Linked DNA regions of Homo sapiens: all the other regions are linked to region 1. The links are chromatin loops, found by intact Hi-C in ENCODE. Cell type or tissue: GM12878. All regions are shown on one strand.

The links. Hi-C counts contacts between places; a loop is a spot of excess contacts. Peaks named below come from ENCODE experiments on the same cell type or tissue, not always from the same donor. Only the 100,000 strongest peaks of a DNase experiment are listed, where the experiment ranks them.
Region 2: a loop joins it to region 1, with 3 times the contacts of the local background. A loop is called at or near these places in 7 of 110 quality-filtered maps.
Region 3: a loop joins it to region 1, with 15 times the contacts of the local background. A loop is called at or near these places in 6 of 110 quality-filtered maps.

Annotation. Positions count from the first base shown.
Region 1 is chr15:45,612,285-45,617,284 of GRCh38, reverse strand. No RefSeq gene overlaps it. Among named protein-coding and RNA genes, the nearest start is that of SQOR, 20 kb to the left of the region's middle. RefSeq lists an enhancer at 2,614-2,733. In GM12878, a CTCF peak has its summit at 2,873 (motif pointing right); a DNase peak (open chromatin) is centred at 2,880; H3K27ac peaks cover 501 bases.
Region 2 is chr15:45,203,099-45,208,098 of GRCh38, reverse strand. No RefSeq gene overlaps it. Among named protein-coding and RNA genes, the nearest start is that of TRH-GTG1-9, 4.4 kb to the right of the region's middle. In GM12878, a CTCF peak has its summit at 2,777 (motif pointing left); a DNase peak (open chromatin) is centred at 2,771.
Region 3 is chr15:45,305,253-45,310,252 of GRCh38, reverse strand. No RefSeq gene overlaps it. Among named protein-coding and RNA genes, the nearest start is that of SLC28A2-AS1, 29 kb to the right of the region's middle. In GM12878, a CTCF peak has its summit at 2,938 (motif pointing left); a DNase peak (open chromatin) is centred at 2,862; H3K4me3 peaks cover 372 bases.

The sequences.
Region 1 (5,000 bases):
AAATGCAGATAGGTCTCAGTACAGCAATGGAGCCCTTAGGCCATTTTGTTCCCTGTGGCTGGAGGTGTGTGAGGCACATTCTCCTGGCCACCATAGGAGCCAGAACAAAGACCAGGATGGGTGTGACACAGCCTGATTTAAATGCCAGTCTGCGTCTTTAATAACAGGTCTGACTTGTAAAGTAATACAAGCTGCTGCTCAGGATGGCACTGCTTTCAGGAGTGTCTTTTGAGTCAGTAGAATAAGACGGCTCCCAGGCAGACTGCATAGGGACAAAGTGATTCGTGTGTGCCTCACCTCCTCTCTCCTTGCTATTATACTTGCAATCCAAACAGGAAAGAAGTACTTGCCCTGACTCAGAAGCAGTCTATTCCCTGTTCCTCCATTCTGAGAGGGTGAATTGACAGATCTTAGGATTCCTCACTTGAGGCCTAGGCTGTGAGGTGGTTAAAGGCCAAAAACAACCCACCTGCAATGAGTGCATTTGCCTGGAAGCTGCAATTGCAGCAAGAGCCATTGATGTCACAGTACGTTAATGCCAGTAAGAGTCTTAGGGATCACCTCCTGTCTGTACATTTATCCCTAAGGGAAACTAACTTTCTCCAGTGATAAAAATTTCGCTTCTAGTACTAGCTATGCTCTTTCTTCAAAGCTATGAAGGTGCAAAATAGATGGAGCTGAGTGGTAGGCTACAGACCCAGAAATGCAGGCCCAGGAAGGCAGAATCAAGGATAGATTTCTCCAGATGGTGGTGGGGATGAAATGTCTCAAAACAGCCCTGCCTTAACGGGAATGTCCTAACCATCCCGCAGTTGTTAATTTCTCCTAGCAGCTTTGTCTTCCTTCTATCAGCATCATTGTTATCTCAAGGAGACGCTCCTGAGCCAAATCTCACCCAGTTCTAGTCTCACTGTTGCTCATTTCTATCCCTAGAGGTGTGGAGTTTTACCGGCTGTCTAGAATTAAAGCAACCTTGCAGGAAAATAACAGTTCTGTGTATCCTCACCACTAGGCTCTCTCCTTACAGAGAAACTCATGCCTTCTTCACTTTTGTTCTTCCAATATCATCAGACTGGATAAAGAAAAATAGCAGATAGATTGGTGTAGCCCCATAATTCCCCATTATGGATATAGTTTTATCAAGATATTTAAAGTAAAACTCCTAAGGTCAATTTCTATCCCTACTCCTAGGGTCTCCAACTTAAGAAAATTCACCTTTTTCCAAAAATCAAATCCCAGCCCCACCACCTACACCTGTGTGATCCTGGGCAGTTATCAGACCCAATGCGTCTCAGCTTCCTCACCTGTAAAATGGTAATAACAATAGTTACCTCCTAAGGTTGCTGTTATGAGATAACATGTATAAAGCAACTGAAATATAATACACGCTCAACAGAGCTGGGGCTCTGAATTTTAGGTTTGAGAAGGAGCTGACATAGATCTGGTATTAAAAATCTAGCCAAATATGAGAATAAGAAAAGAAATTGGACGACATGAAGGAAACACGCAGCAAAAAAATAAGGGAAACACCCAGGTGTGTGGCCGAGAGGAAGATTACATCTCTGTGCTGGTCATTGATATCTTCGTCCTTGAATTCCTGGATTAGCAGACATGGAAAATACATAAACTCCTAAGTAGGATCCTTATTATTAAATTAAATAATGTACATTAAAACATTTTGAAAAATATAACTTACTAGAATAACCTACAAGACAGTGATATGCTTATAGTTGCAATAAACAGAGATCTGTTAGGCACAGGAGGGCGGTATGGTAAAAATGTTTGTGAAAATGTGGAAAACAAGAACCTTAGCCTAGAACCCAAGAAAAGTCTAGCGCCCAAGTCTCACAGAGCCCATACAGGCAAATTGGCTCAGGATCCAAGGCATTTTGAGGGAGCTGATTACTTTGTCCCCTTTCAGAAGCAGAAGTTCATCAACCTCCTACTCATCTCCACTTAATACTCATCTACTCTGTCAGTATCTGTGTGCCCTCTCACTTATTTAATTACTAAAGGGTTGACTCTGACTATTCTAGTGCATATTCCCCAGATGGTAATTGACTAAGCCATTGAGATTCCCTGCAGTCTCCATCTAGGCAGAGTTTCTCCTGCCAGGCCAATTCATCACTGACTAGCCCGTGGGTTGGCTACTCTTGGGCCAGGTGTCCACCCCATATCCAATCAGTTAAGGCCTGACATTGTAGGCTCAGATGAATAAAAGCATGGAAACACATGGGATCCCAAAGATCCCAGCAAGATCTTTGGACTGGAATGTTTTTCTTAAATGACGATTCTGAGCATGGCTGTTAATAGATGACAGATGAATTGATCATTAATTGATCAAAACCTCAAGCCTAACATCAAACTGGGAGACTCAAGAAGTTAGAAAATATCTTAAATCCTATAAAATGTTTCAGATAGATTGCTTTCAAGCATCTCACTGTTTAAACAAAGGTCAGACCATACAGAAAATCCTAATTTGCCTAAAAAGTTATAGTTAAAAAGGCTTAGGCCAGCCAGGAGCAGTGGCTCCCACCTGTAATGCCAGCACTTTGGGAGGCCGAGGCCAGGAGTTCGAGACCAGCCTGGCCAACGTGGCAAAACCCCATCTCTACTGAAAATACAAAAAATTAGCCAGGGGTGGTGGTGGGTGCCTGTAGTCCCAGCTGCTTTGGAGGCTGAGGCACAAGAGTCGCTTGAACCCGGAGAAAGAGGTTGCAGTGAGCCGAGATCGCGCCACTGCACTCTAGTGTGAGCAACAGAGCAAGACTATCTCAAAAAAGAAAAAAGGCCTAGGCCGGCCAAACTTCATCAGACCAATTGAGACAATACTAGAATTTGTAGAACTGGGAGAACAATACCACAAGATGGCAGCATTATCCCTTTTGTGCCTTGTACTGTTAAAAAGTCTGAGAGCCAGATTATCTGTTGAGCCTGCTCTCAATTGGCCCACCTCTTTCCTGAAGCTATTTTTAAGAGAACTGAGCAGCCCCTAGTTGATGGAGAATATATAAATCTAAATAGACATGGCATCTATTTTTTTATCCTCCAGTTCACTCATTATCTCTGAGCTCATTTGATTTCTAAAATCTCAGGACCTGTTATCATTATTTTTTAGTATAATTAAATACATAATTAGGCATGGAAGCAGTGGCTTGTATTATCCAAGGATTACAAGCTCCTTAGCCATGTCTGAATTGCAGAAATTCAATTTTTTAATTGTAACATTCTTTATTTGTCATTTATGTAATCCAGTTTTTCGTTATAACTTTTAAAAATATATGTATATCTCTTTCCTACAAGATTCAATTCAAGCCCAAAATACATACTGAAAACCAACTATGAATGTTAATTTTATGTGGGAATTTGGGTAGGCCATGGTGCCCAGTATCTGGCCAACCACCAGTCTAGACGTTGCTGTGAAAGTATTTTTAAATGAGATTAAATTTAATTCAGTAGACTTAAAGGAGATTGTCCTCCATAATAGTGGGGGCCTCATCCAAGCAGTTGAAGGCTTTAAGAGAAAAAGACTGAGATCCCCAGGGAAGAGGAAATTCTGCCTCCAGACCGCCTTTGGACTCAAACTACAACATCGACTCCTCCCTGGGTTTTCAGCTGTTGGCCTGCCCTACAAATTTCAGACTTGCCAGCCCTCACAATAAGCTATAGACCAGGCACCGCACCATGGAATACAAAGATAATTAAGAAATATCTTGGGCCGCGCACCTGTAATCCCAGCTACTTGGGAGGCTGAGGCAGGAGAATCGCTTGAACCCGGGAGGCAGAGGTTGCAGTGAGCCGAGATCGAGCCACTGCACTCCAGCCTGGCAACAGAGCAAGACTCCGGCAAAAAAAAAAAGAAAAGGAAAGAAATATCTTTGATCTCATGTTAGGAAAACTCCCTACTGGAACCAATAATTGCCTCCATAAGTGGAGGGCAAGCTCAGACCAAAGGAAGAGGTAGACCACTCCAGGTTGGTAGGTAGCCAAAAATTTATTCAGGGGGAACTTACATAGAAGGCAGTCTTGGGCAGCAGCAAGACAAGGTACATCTCAGAACTTGCAATATACACCTAACCTTTCATACCATGAAAATGAAAGTGCACAGAAAGTCTCTGATGACATGTTAAGCCATCTGGTTGCTTTCTTAATCTATTTACTCTAGTTACCTTCTATCTCTTTAATTCCTACTTACAGGGATTGTTTGGGTTCCCTACAATGAATGTTCCTAAGCATGCTGGGCAGAGGGTGGGACTGCAGGGAATGGGGTAGGGGGAGGTTCCAGGCAGCAGCAGTTCACTGCTTCCTATGACTCACTTCAGTCATATACCCAGAACGCATCTGAAAAACACATGAACACATAACTAATACTGTGTTAAGACAATGTATTATGAAAATACTGTGGGAACACAGAAAAATAAATTCTTTGGGTGGCAGTGAGAAAAACTGTAAAGAGGTGCCATTTGACTTGCAAAGAATAAACAGGTCTCCAACAGGCAGACATTAGAGGCAGTGGAAACCCGATGAGCAAAAATAGATGTGCAAAAGGTGGCAAAATAAGTAGTCCCCCATGTAGATATGTGACTTCGAGGTACTAAGATATAATATCCAACATTTGAGCTCTTACTATTTTGTTAATAAGGGCTTTTATATAGATATCATGAAACTTTACATCCTTATCAAGTTACAAGCTCTTAGAATCCTAACTTCACGATTTTAGAAACTTAGGAACACAGAATTTAAGCAATTTGTCTAATGCCCCAAATCAAGCAGGAACATGAACCAAAGCAGTCTGACTTTATTTATTTATTTATTTAGGGACAGGGTCATGTTCTATCACCAGGCTGGAGTGCAGTGGTGGGATCATGGCTCACTGCCTTGACCTCCTGGGTTCAAGTGATCCACCCACCTCAGCCTCCCAAGTAACTGGAACTACAGGCATGTGCCACCACACCTGTCTAATTTTTTCTTTTCTTCTTTTTTTTTTTTTGGCAGAGATG
Region 2 (5,000 bases), 410 kb after region 1:
AAAATTAGTTGAGTGTGGTGGTGTGTGCATGTGGTCCCAGCTACTTGGGAGGCTGTGATGGGAGGATGGCTTGAGACCAGGAATTCAAGGCTGCAGTGAGCTATGATCACACCACTGCACTCCAGCCTGGGTGACAGAATGAAATACTGTCTCAAAAAAAAAAAAAAAAAAAAAGAAGAAGAAGAAGAAAGAGCACCATTGGTCCACGTTGGAGACTTTCTCTTCCCAGCTGCAAACTGATATCACCAATATAGCTCTCCTTTCTACCATCTAGCCATCTTGGTGATCTTCTGGATGACACACTCAAGCCTCATATCCATTTTTTTTTATCCAACATGTTCATCCCCTCTACCTCCATGCTAAAGAGAAAACATCTATAGGTGTGATTTGAGGGAAGAGTCCCTCGTTCATCCCTAGATGAGTATTAGTCCCCGAGCTCCAACATCAACTACTAGTCCAGGGAGCAGAAATTCTCTTCTGTCTCTCCTGAATGAAGACTTTTATCAGGATATAATTATCCATTTACACCTAACCTTTCTAAAACACAGATATGACTATGTCTCTCTTCTGCTTAAAAATGGGAACTTAAATGCCCCTCTCCCCTCAATGCCTGACACAAAGCCTATGGACAGCCTTCAGGAAATTTGTGAATTCCTGATATTTTATCATAGGTGTATTACTTTGGAGAACAAGGCTGTGGCTGTCAATGGATCCCCAAAGCAATGTTACCACAAAATGTGAAGAAACACCAGCCTCCAGGAAAAAGGCCTGACTCAAGTAAGAGATTCATCAAAATTTGGCTCCAGCCTCTCACCCTCCACTCTCTCCTCCATATCTTTGTTGTTTCTTTGTTTGTTTGTTTTAGGGGGAATTACAGGCATGTGCCATTGCACCCATCTAATTTTTGTATTTTTAGTAGAGATGGGGTTTCACCATGTTGGCCAGGCTAGTCTCGAACTCCTGGCCTCAAGTGATCCGCCCTCCCCGGCCTCCCTCCCCTCCATATCTAATGTTGTAGCTACAACTTGTCTTTTCCTATGCTATCTGTGCATCATACTTCCTTGCTTTTACTTATGCCTTTCTCTTTGCCTAGAATACCCTTTCCTTTTTATCTTTTTTGAGACAGAGTCTCATTCTCTCACCCAGGCTGGAGTGCAGTGGAGCAATCTCGGCTCACTACAACCTCCGCCTCTCAGCCTTAAGTGATTCTCCTGCCTCAGCCTCCCAAGTAGAATATCCTTTCCCTTTCTTTTCCAGGAAAAGTACTATGCATGCCTTGGAACTCAGATCAAATGTTGTATCCTGGTAGAATCAACGATCTAAGCTCCAACACACTTTGTATATATGTCTGGCATAGTTCTAATTAGTTCTTCACTCATCTGATTAACCCCGAACTAAAATGATCTCAGAGTAAGAATGGGTCTTATTTAATTCATATCTCCAAGGCCTAGCACAGATCATACTAGGCACTACTGGTTATTGGGCAGGAGGATAGGTGTCAGCATGGACCATTGCCCAACAGAACAGGAACACATCTCCCTCTGAGCATGCCTCCTCAGACCCCCTACTCACCCAGGACCATTTCTGCTCAGCCTGATGCTTTGGCTCTCTGAACTCTGTAGTGAGCTTTGTATTTGCAGATTTTTCTGACCAGTAACTCAAAACTAATTTTGGAGACCAACATTGCCAATTTAAAACGTTTCCAAGAAAAGATGTTTTTTAAAACCTATCACTGGCTGGGTACAGTGGCTCATGCCTGTAATCTCAACACTTTGGGAGGCCGAGGCAGGTGGATTACCTGAGGTCAGGAGTTCAAGACTAACCTGGCCAACAAGGTGAAACCCCGTCCCTACTAAAAATACAAAAATGAGCTGGGTGTGGCGGCACATGCCTGTAATCCCAGCTACTCAGGAGGCTGAGGCAGGAGAATCGCTTGAACCTGGGAGGCAGAGGTTGCAGTGAGCCAAGAGCAAGACTCCGTCTAAAAAACAAACAAACAAAAACAAAAACAAACAAAAAAACACCTATCACCTACTTTCTCCATAGTTTTATAAAAGTCACTTTAATACCTCAAAAATAAAAAGGTCATTGTCTCAGCCTAGAGGACAGTCCTTTGGATTAAATGCATTTAGCATTTTAAAAGCTTACCACATTGACCTCATTTTTTCATTCAGTGGTGAAAAGTTTGTCCTAGTTTATCAGTTCTAAAAAGTTTGGAAACCACTGATTTAGACCTTTGCTTCTGCAAGGCAGCTCCTGCATTCTTCCTGACTCAGGAATTAGTTTCAGGTCTCATGCCAGGAATAAAGTCCTGCACCATCTTTCCCTACAGTTTCTTTTTGTGGATATGGAGAGAAGTACCTAGAAACAAGAGACCGACTACAGCATATTGAACAGTCTATGCTGGTCACTTGACTTTGGATGAGGGGCAAATCTCAGTTGACAAACTCAGCTCAAAAATAAACTACTCTAGGCAAGAAGTATCTTATACAGCTTTGCAGCCCCCAATGACTTAAGAACTAAGAGATGCTAGTTTATGGGAAGAATGAAGAATGAATGAATGAATGAATGAGTGGATGGATGGATGGATGGATGGATGGATGGATGGATGGATGAATGGATAGATAAGTAGATGGATGAAATCTGAGTCCTCATTACCCAGAGAATCCCTGTGGAACAGGCTCAGTTAAGTCAGAAGTGGTATGTTGCAAATTAAATGAGTCTTTTCCAGCCTCAGCTTTTCACTACTACTTCCTGGGGCACAGCGCCTTCTAGTGGAAATCCAGATGTGCTGCCTCCTCCCTAGACGGCCCTAAACATGGGCCCTTTGATGACTCCCTCCCAGATCACCATCTCCTCACTGTGAAAACCTCAATGACATCCCCATTGATGAGGCTCAGTAGATTCAGGCAGGTCCCTTCTAGTAACCCAAGTACTCACAAGATGAACAATGAAGGATTCCATTAGAGCTTTAGGCTAGAGCAGCACTTCTCAAACTTTCCTGTGCAGATGAATCACTTGGAGAGGACCTTGTGGAAAACCGAAGATTTTCACTGGGTAATTCTGAGTTGTGGATCAAGATTCTGAATTTTGGACAAGCCTTCCAGGACCAGAGCCTGCTGGTCCAGTGGCAGCTGCTCAACACTGCGCCCCTGTGGGGGTTGGCAGCTCCCAGATATACGAGGTATAACCAGGGAGTATAACCAGGAAGCTGTGGGGTTGATGGTTTAAGCAGACAATCTGAAGCTTATAAATTACTGTTGTCCCTTTCAAGGTTTGCCCTTTGAAGTCTACACACTCCTACCAAAAAAAAAAAATTGTTTTTCTTTTGCTGGAATGTTATTTATAAAACATTTCTGGCATTGTCATTGAAATTTTTGTGCCTTAAAAGACTCAGTGGTGACATTTTTCTCTTTGAAGGTAGCTTTAAAAGCAGTCAAAAGTTATTTCAAAATAGAATGTGATTATAAATATTGAGGTGGATGTACTCATATGGCTTATAAATTAGCCCTGAAAATAATCTCCAAATAAGAATTCCAAAAATATTTTGGGCAGCTGTTTGGAGAAAGTGGAATGCCTGATTTGAAACACAATACTCATTTGGATGTTTATGTTCCAGGGTGTTCATTTTTAAGGAGTTGATTTCATTATGTTATATTCCCATCTACTATATTATTTAAGTAAAACTTCAGTAGGGCTTTGTAAGTGCCAGGCACTATTGCTTTACAAATATTCATTCATTTAATCTTCATAACAATCCTTTTACAGATGAGAAGTCATTCTACAATCATTTTACAGGTGAGAAAACTGAGGCATGGAGACATGTTGCTTCCCCAGGGTCACCTAGTTAGTAAATGGATGAGTTGAGATTCAAATCTTAAACAGCCTACTTTCAGGTGTCAGAGGCTTCATTACTAAGCTATGCTAGCTCCCCCAACAGAGACGAGGTCTCATTATACTGTCTAGTCTGGTCTTGAACTCCTGGGCTCAAGCAATCCTCCCACCTTAGTCTCCCAAAGTGCTGGGATTACAGGCGTGAGCCACCATCCCCAACTTATGCTACCCCTTAATTAGAGTTAGGACTAGTCTAGTACTATCAACTACTGTACCTCAGGGTCTATCAGATGGAAGGGAAAAAAATTCAAAGTGACTTAGAGGTTGGAAACCTGCAGAAATTAACAAATCCAACCAAGATGGGAACAACTGGAGCTGGAATGTGTGAACAGGGTGCTCTTAAGTATAAGCACCCTACCTCTTTCCTGGCACTGAGACCTAGAGAAGAGTTCCAACCTCAAGCTGGAAGTGATAGGAGGAAATATTACATTCCCAGAATCAGAAATCATAAAACAATTTTAAAAGCAAGGGACCAACAGGAAGGGGGTGCTGACTGATTGCTCAGAGAGGGTGTCCCAGGGCAGCGGGGTCTTGATGAGGTCATTCCAGGCCAGGGTCTCCAGGAGCAGGGCTTTGCCAGCCCTGACATTCCATTTTGTCAGTGTACCTAGAGATAAGTAGGCACAAGGGAAATGAATTATGCTAACCAGACTCTTATGAGTCTAAACCAAAACACCCACAGTTAGGAGAACAGTGCCAATAAGCTTGTTCAAAGCATGCTTTTTCCTGTAGGGAAGTCTAATGGGCAAATCATTATCAAAGTCTGTTTTGTAAGGAAAATTGACTGAGTGACCTCAGAAGAGGATGTTATGAAATGTTGAGAGCTGGATGCGCCCATCTCATGGACTACCGTGTAGCTGCCAAAAAGGCAGCCCTCCCCTCGTGTCACTCTTCCTGCAACTAGGTCACAATACAACACTTTCAGTTCAGCTTTCTTTAGCATTCCTGACCTCAGACATGGATGGCTAGTGGGTTATCTCAGATGGTGAATGTTTGTGATTTTTGTTTTATTGGTTGACGCTTTTTTTTTTTTTTGAGACAGGGTCTTGTTCTGTTGCCCAGGCTGGAGTTCAGTGGCATGATCACGGCTCACTGCAATCTCCCCC
Region 3 (5,000 bases), 310 kb after region 1:
AGCCACTGCGCCCGACCAAAAATATGCTTCTGTCTATAATTACAAACTTTTGTTTATGTATTAATTATGATTCTGGAGGGGGGTTGCGGAGTTTATGAAAATTGGTGGCCGGCGGGGGGGAGATAAGGCTCTCCCAGGCCATTCCTTCCCCTTGCCAGTGCTGTAAAGAACTGTTCTAAATTGATGGAGAGAAGATTTCGAGTGCTATCACAATACACACATGCAAACACACACACACACAAAGGTAACATGAGGAGATGGATATGTTAATTTGCTTGACTGTAGTAATCGTTTCACTGTGTTTATGTATATACTACTTAAAATATACACTTTTTATTACAAAAAAAAGAGACAAAAATAAGTCGTATGGAAATATAAAGTTTAAAAAGATACAATTCTTGCCCTCAAAATAGCATATAGTCGAAACAAAAGGGTAGGGCACAAAGAGAGGGCAAAGCATGAATCAAAGAAAAAGACTGAGGTAACTGCTGATTATGGGCACAGTACATAACCAACTGTTCCACCTTGAGGTTACAAATGAAAACATCAATGTTGAGGGCTAAGTTGGTTTTAAATTCTGACTTAACACGGTGTTGATGGTGGCAAAAGACCTCCATGGAAGGGGGTGTAGGAAGAAGGAAGGAGAAGTGTCTTTTTCCTAGCACCCCCGGAAATGAGGTCCTAAGCCCTGTTGAGTCCAGAGAGGCACCTCGTCCCATCACACAGCTAATTATGTAGCAGCTCTTCGGGAAGAGGGGTTTCAAATCCTCCAGAGAGTTCAACACAGGTCTGGAGACTGAAAACAACCCAGGTGGAGCAGCTTCATTCAGCACTTACTGTGTAAATATGTTATTAAGCACTATATTGGGGATAAAATAGGACAAATATGTTCTCTATCTTCAGAGATATTGTTTGCAATGGAAGAAGTTTTCCTCTCTGCCACCTCACAATCACACTCAGGATCTTACCTGTGCATAATCATTCAGAAGGATCCACCAAAACAACTGGGCTTGCATTTTCCAGAAGCTTCTTGTCCTCGAGACTGTGTGCTCCTTATGAATAGAGTGCAAACAAATGCGACAAAAAATGTAGAAGATGCTCAGCCCATTATTATTATTATTATTTTTTCTAAAGATAGGGCATCACTGCAGCCCAGGCTGGAGTGTAGTGGTGCAAACATGGCTCACTGCAGCCTCGACCTCTAGGGCTCAAGCAATCCTCCCACCTCCCAGCCTCCTGAGTAGCTGAGACCACAGGTGTGTGCCACCATGCCTGGCTAATTTTATAATTTTCTGTAGAGATGGGGTCTCCCTGTGATGCTCAGGCTGGTCTCAAACTCCTGGCCTCAAGCAATCCCTCCACCTTGGCCTCCCAAAGTGGTAAGATTACAGGCATGAGCCTGGACAGTTCTCTTTAACTCTCAAATGCCCACATCAGAAAAGACAGTACAAATGTAAGCTGATTTTCCTATTTCTCTTTAGGGGCACTGTGTTAACAACAGTTTCTAACTTAATGAATGCCAATTGTGAGCCAATTTAAACCAAATAAACCAGGCCAAGTCATTCTATTACACAGTAGATCAGAGCAAAACCCATTCTAGCCTGGACCAGTGGCATCCAAACAATAACCTAAATGCCTGGGGAGAAAGGCCAATTTAATTAACATTCCACCCTGAACTCTTTTTTTTTTTTTTTTTGAGACGGAGTCTCACTGTATCAGCCAGGATGGAGTGCAGTGGTGTAACCTCAGCTTACTGCAACCTCTGCCTCCTGGGTTCAAGCAATTCTCCTACCTCAGCCTCCTGAGTAGCTGGGGCTACAGGTGAGTGCCACCATGCCTGGCTACTTTTTTGTATATTTAGTAGAGACAGGGTTTCACCATGTTGGCCAGGCTGGGTCTTGAACTCCTGACCTCAGGTGATCCGCCCGCCTCGGCCTCCCAAAGTGCTGGGATTACAGGTGTGAGCCATAGCGTCAGGCCCCTGAACTCTTGATTCTATCCACCATCCCCTCCTCCAAAACCTCTTCCTCCCCAAGCCTTCTCCACCTCAGAAAATGGCAACCCCATCATCCAGCCAGTTGCTTCATCCAGAGACTGGGGAGTCATCTTTAATGCATCTACTTTCTAACTTCCCAGATCTAGTGACCACATCCTGTCAATTCTACCTCCAATTTCTCTTGAATTCATCTACTTCTCTTTCCTCTGGCATCACCCTGATCCAAGTCATCTTCATCTCCCTCTAAGAAAACTGCAATGGCTTCCTAGCTGATCTGCTTACTTCCACTCTTACAGGAATCCATCAGATTCTTCAGAGACCTAATAGGTCTCTTTTTCTCCACATACCTAGCTCATCATAGCACTCATCGCAATTTATTTAAATATATATGTATGTATGTATGTATGTATGTATATAGCTACATATATTTGTTTATATATGTGTGTGTGTATACGTTTATGGAATGTTGCTCTCCTCAGAATTTAATCTCCATGAAGACAAAGTCCATGTCTGATTTTCTTTCACTGAAGTATTATTCCTAGTGCCTAACACAGTACCCAGCATATAGTCAGCATCAATAAAACTTGTTGGAAGAATGAAAGAATGAATGAACGAATGCTTTGTGGAATCCCTGCATGACAGAAGTCCTTCTGTTCACAATAGACAACTGCAGTCCAGAGCCCATTCTCTTAAAAGTCTTTCTTTTAACCTCAAAGCCACATGAGTCAATTCCTCAAAGAGAATGCACTTACTCCTCCAGGCTGATTATACAGTGACCTTCCAGCAGAGCCATTTAGGAAGAAAAGAGTCAGATCTCTGATGGAGCCAGACTAGATGGAGAGAAGCCAAATGAGAATTCCCTTTCTAATGCGTTGGAAAGATCTGAAGAAGAAAATGAAACAAAAATCTTAGACTTAGAGCCTTTGAGGAATTCTTGCCATCTGGTGGCAATAATATTAATCTGCAGGCAACCAAGCACTTTTCCTCGGCTTTCTATAGTATCTCAACATTTCTGAAATTGTACAATGATTTTAACCTTGGTGTGGGTCTCCTTTGATTTCATCATGCCCTGTATTCTAGAAATTTATGGCCTTCAGTTCTGGGAAATTTTCTCAAATTATTTCTTTTAGTATTTTTCTTCCCAATATTTTTTCTTTCTCTTGTTGAAATTTCTATTATATTATTCAGATGTTAGATCTCTGATCTTTTAACTTGCTTTTCTCTTTTCTTCTGTCTCATTATGTCTTTTTGTACTAATTTTTGAAAGGTAATAATTTTGGCTCCACCAAAATATCACTAAAACAGGCCATTGATTAAACAAAGACAACTTTATTCCTATGGCAGTAAGGAAGAACACTAACTTGACAGAGTCTTAGTAGCCTCTCAGAAGGGGCAGGGAAAAGTTGACATATTTATGAAGTTTTGAAGTCTGGTTTAAGGCAGGTCTTTCAATGCTAGGGCTTGATCAGAATTGGATAAGGATAATAGTTTAGAGTTGGTGGACACAGCAAGATTTTGAGGTGACGGATTCAAAGAGTGTTGGTGCCAGTCTTGGTGGCTCATGCCTGTAATCCCAGCACTTTGAGAGGCTGCTGAGGGAGGATCACTTGAGCCCAGGAGTTTGAGACCAGCCTGGGTTACATAGTGAGACCCCTGTCTCTACCAAAAAATAAAAAAATTAGCTGAGTGTGGTGATGCATGCCTGTAGTCCCAGCTACTCAGGAGACTAAGGAGGGAGGATCACTTGAGTCAAGGAGCTGGAGGCTGCAGTGAACTATGATCATGCCACTGCACTCCAGCTTGGGCAATAGAGCGTGACCCTGTCTCAAAAAAAAAAAAAAAAAAAAAAAAAAGAGAGCGAGAGAAAGAAAAAGAAAAAAACAATTCTTGGGGAGTAAACTGTCACTTGATGATATCTATTGGTAAATCGGACAGTTTGATGTTTATTTTAACAGTTTCTGGGGGAAATAAATCCCAGAATAAACAAAGTTATTTGCTTCTTTTATTGCCTCATGAAAGAGGTCCCTTTTATAATAAAGTTTTATTTGTGAAGAGACTGAAAGAGTAATGTCTTGTAAATTTAAACAGTAAACTATGTGGTTTCAGTCCTCAGAAACCACTTTATTTTCCTCGTCTTATTTTCCTTCCCTTCTGTTGAATTTTTTTTTTCTACTATAGCATTTTCCACTTACAGGAGTCTCTTTTCTTCTCAATTCTCCTTTTTAAAGCCTCCTTTCTTTGGGGAAAGGGGAGATATGATATCTTTTCCTAGCAACAGGAACAGACAGTAGGTATTTTTTAAACACATTTTCCTGCCAACTCCATTGCTTTGATTTCCTCTGAGTTCCATTTTGTTCATTCTGTCCTTCATGCTGGAGAAATTCCTTTATTGTCTGAAGGTGATCCTTTATAGGACAGTGACTAATCATAGGCATAAAGTATCAGTTAAACAAGATGAATAAGCTCTAGAGATCTGCAGCATGACAATGTGCCTATAGACAACAAAAACATATTGCACACCTAACAATGTGTTAATAGGGTAGATTTCATGTTCAGTGTTCTTACCACGATAAATTAAACTAAAAGAAAGAACAGTGAGACCAATACCAGAGGTGAGGCAGAGTAGGAGGTTGGGCTGATCAGTGTAGAATGATCTTATTAAGCTTGGAAGGTTTTCCCTGCTCTTGGGGTGGAACATTTTCCCAAAGAGGAATTTTCCAGTTTCCTGTGGGTTGAAGAGGGTAAGCTGGTTGCAGAATTCTCAGAACCGAGTTGGAGAAGGGAGCTAGGTTGTCACTGTCTAATATTGGCTTTCGTTTAAGTCCCATTTTCTGTAAAGTATCCCTACCCTCAACTATGGCTTTTTTTTCAGTCATTTTTCCCCTTTCAGAGATACCTACCACCTCTAATACCCAAGCTTTTCTGGAGTTCTGGGAATTGGCTTGCTCTGAGTTTTTTTCATTAATAGTTTAATGGGTTATCACTCTGCTAGGTCAGTTTCCAC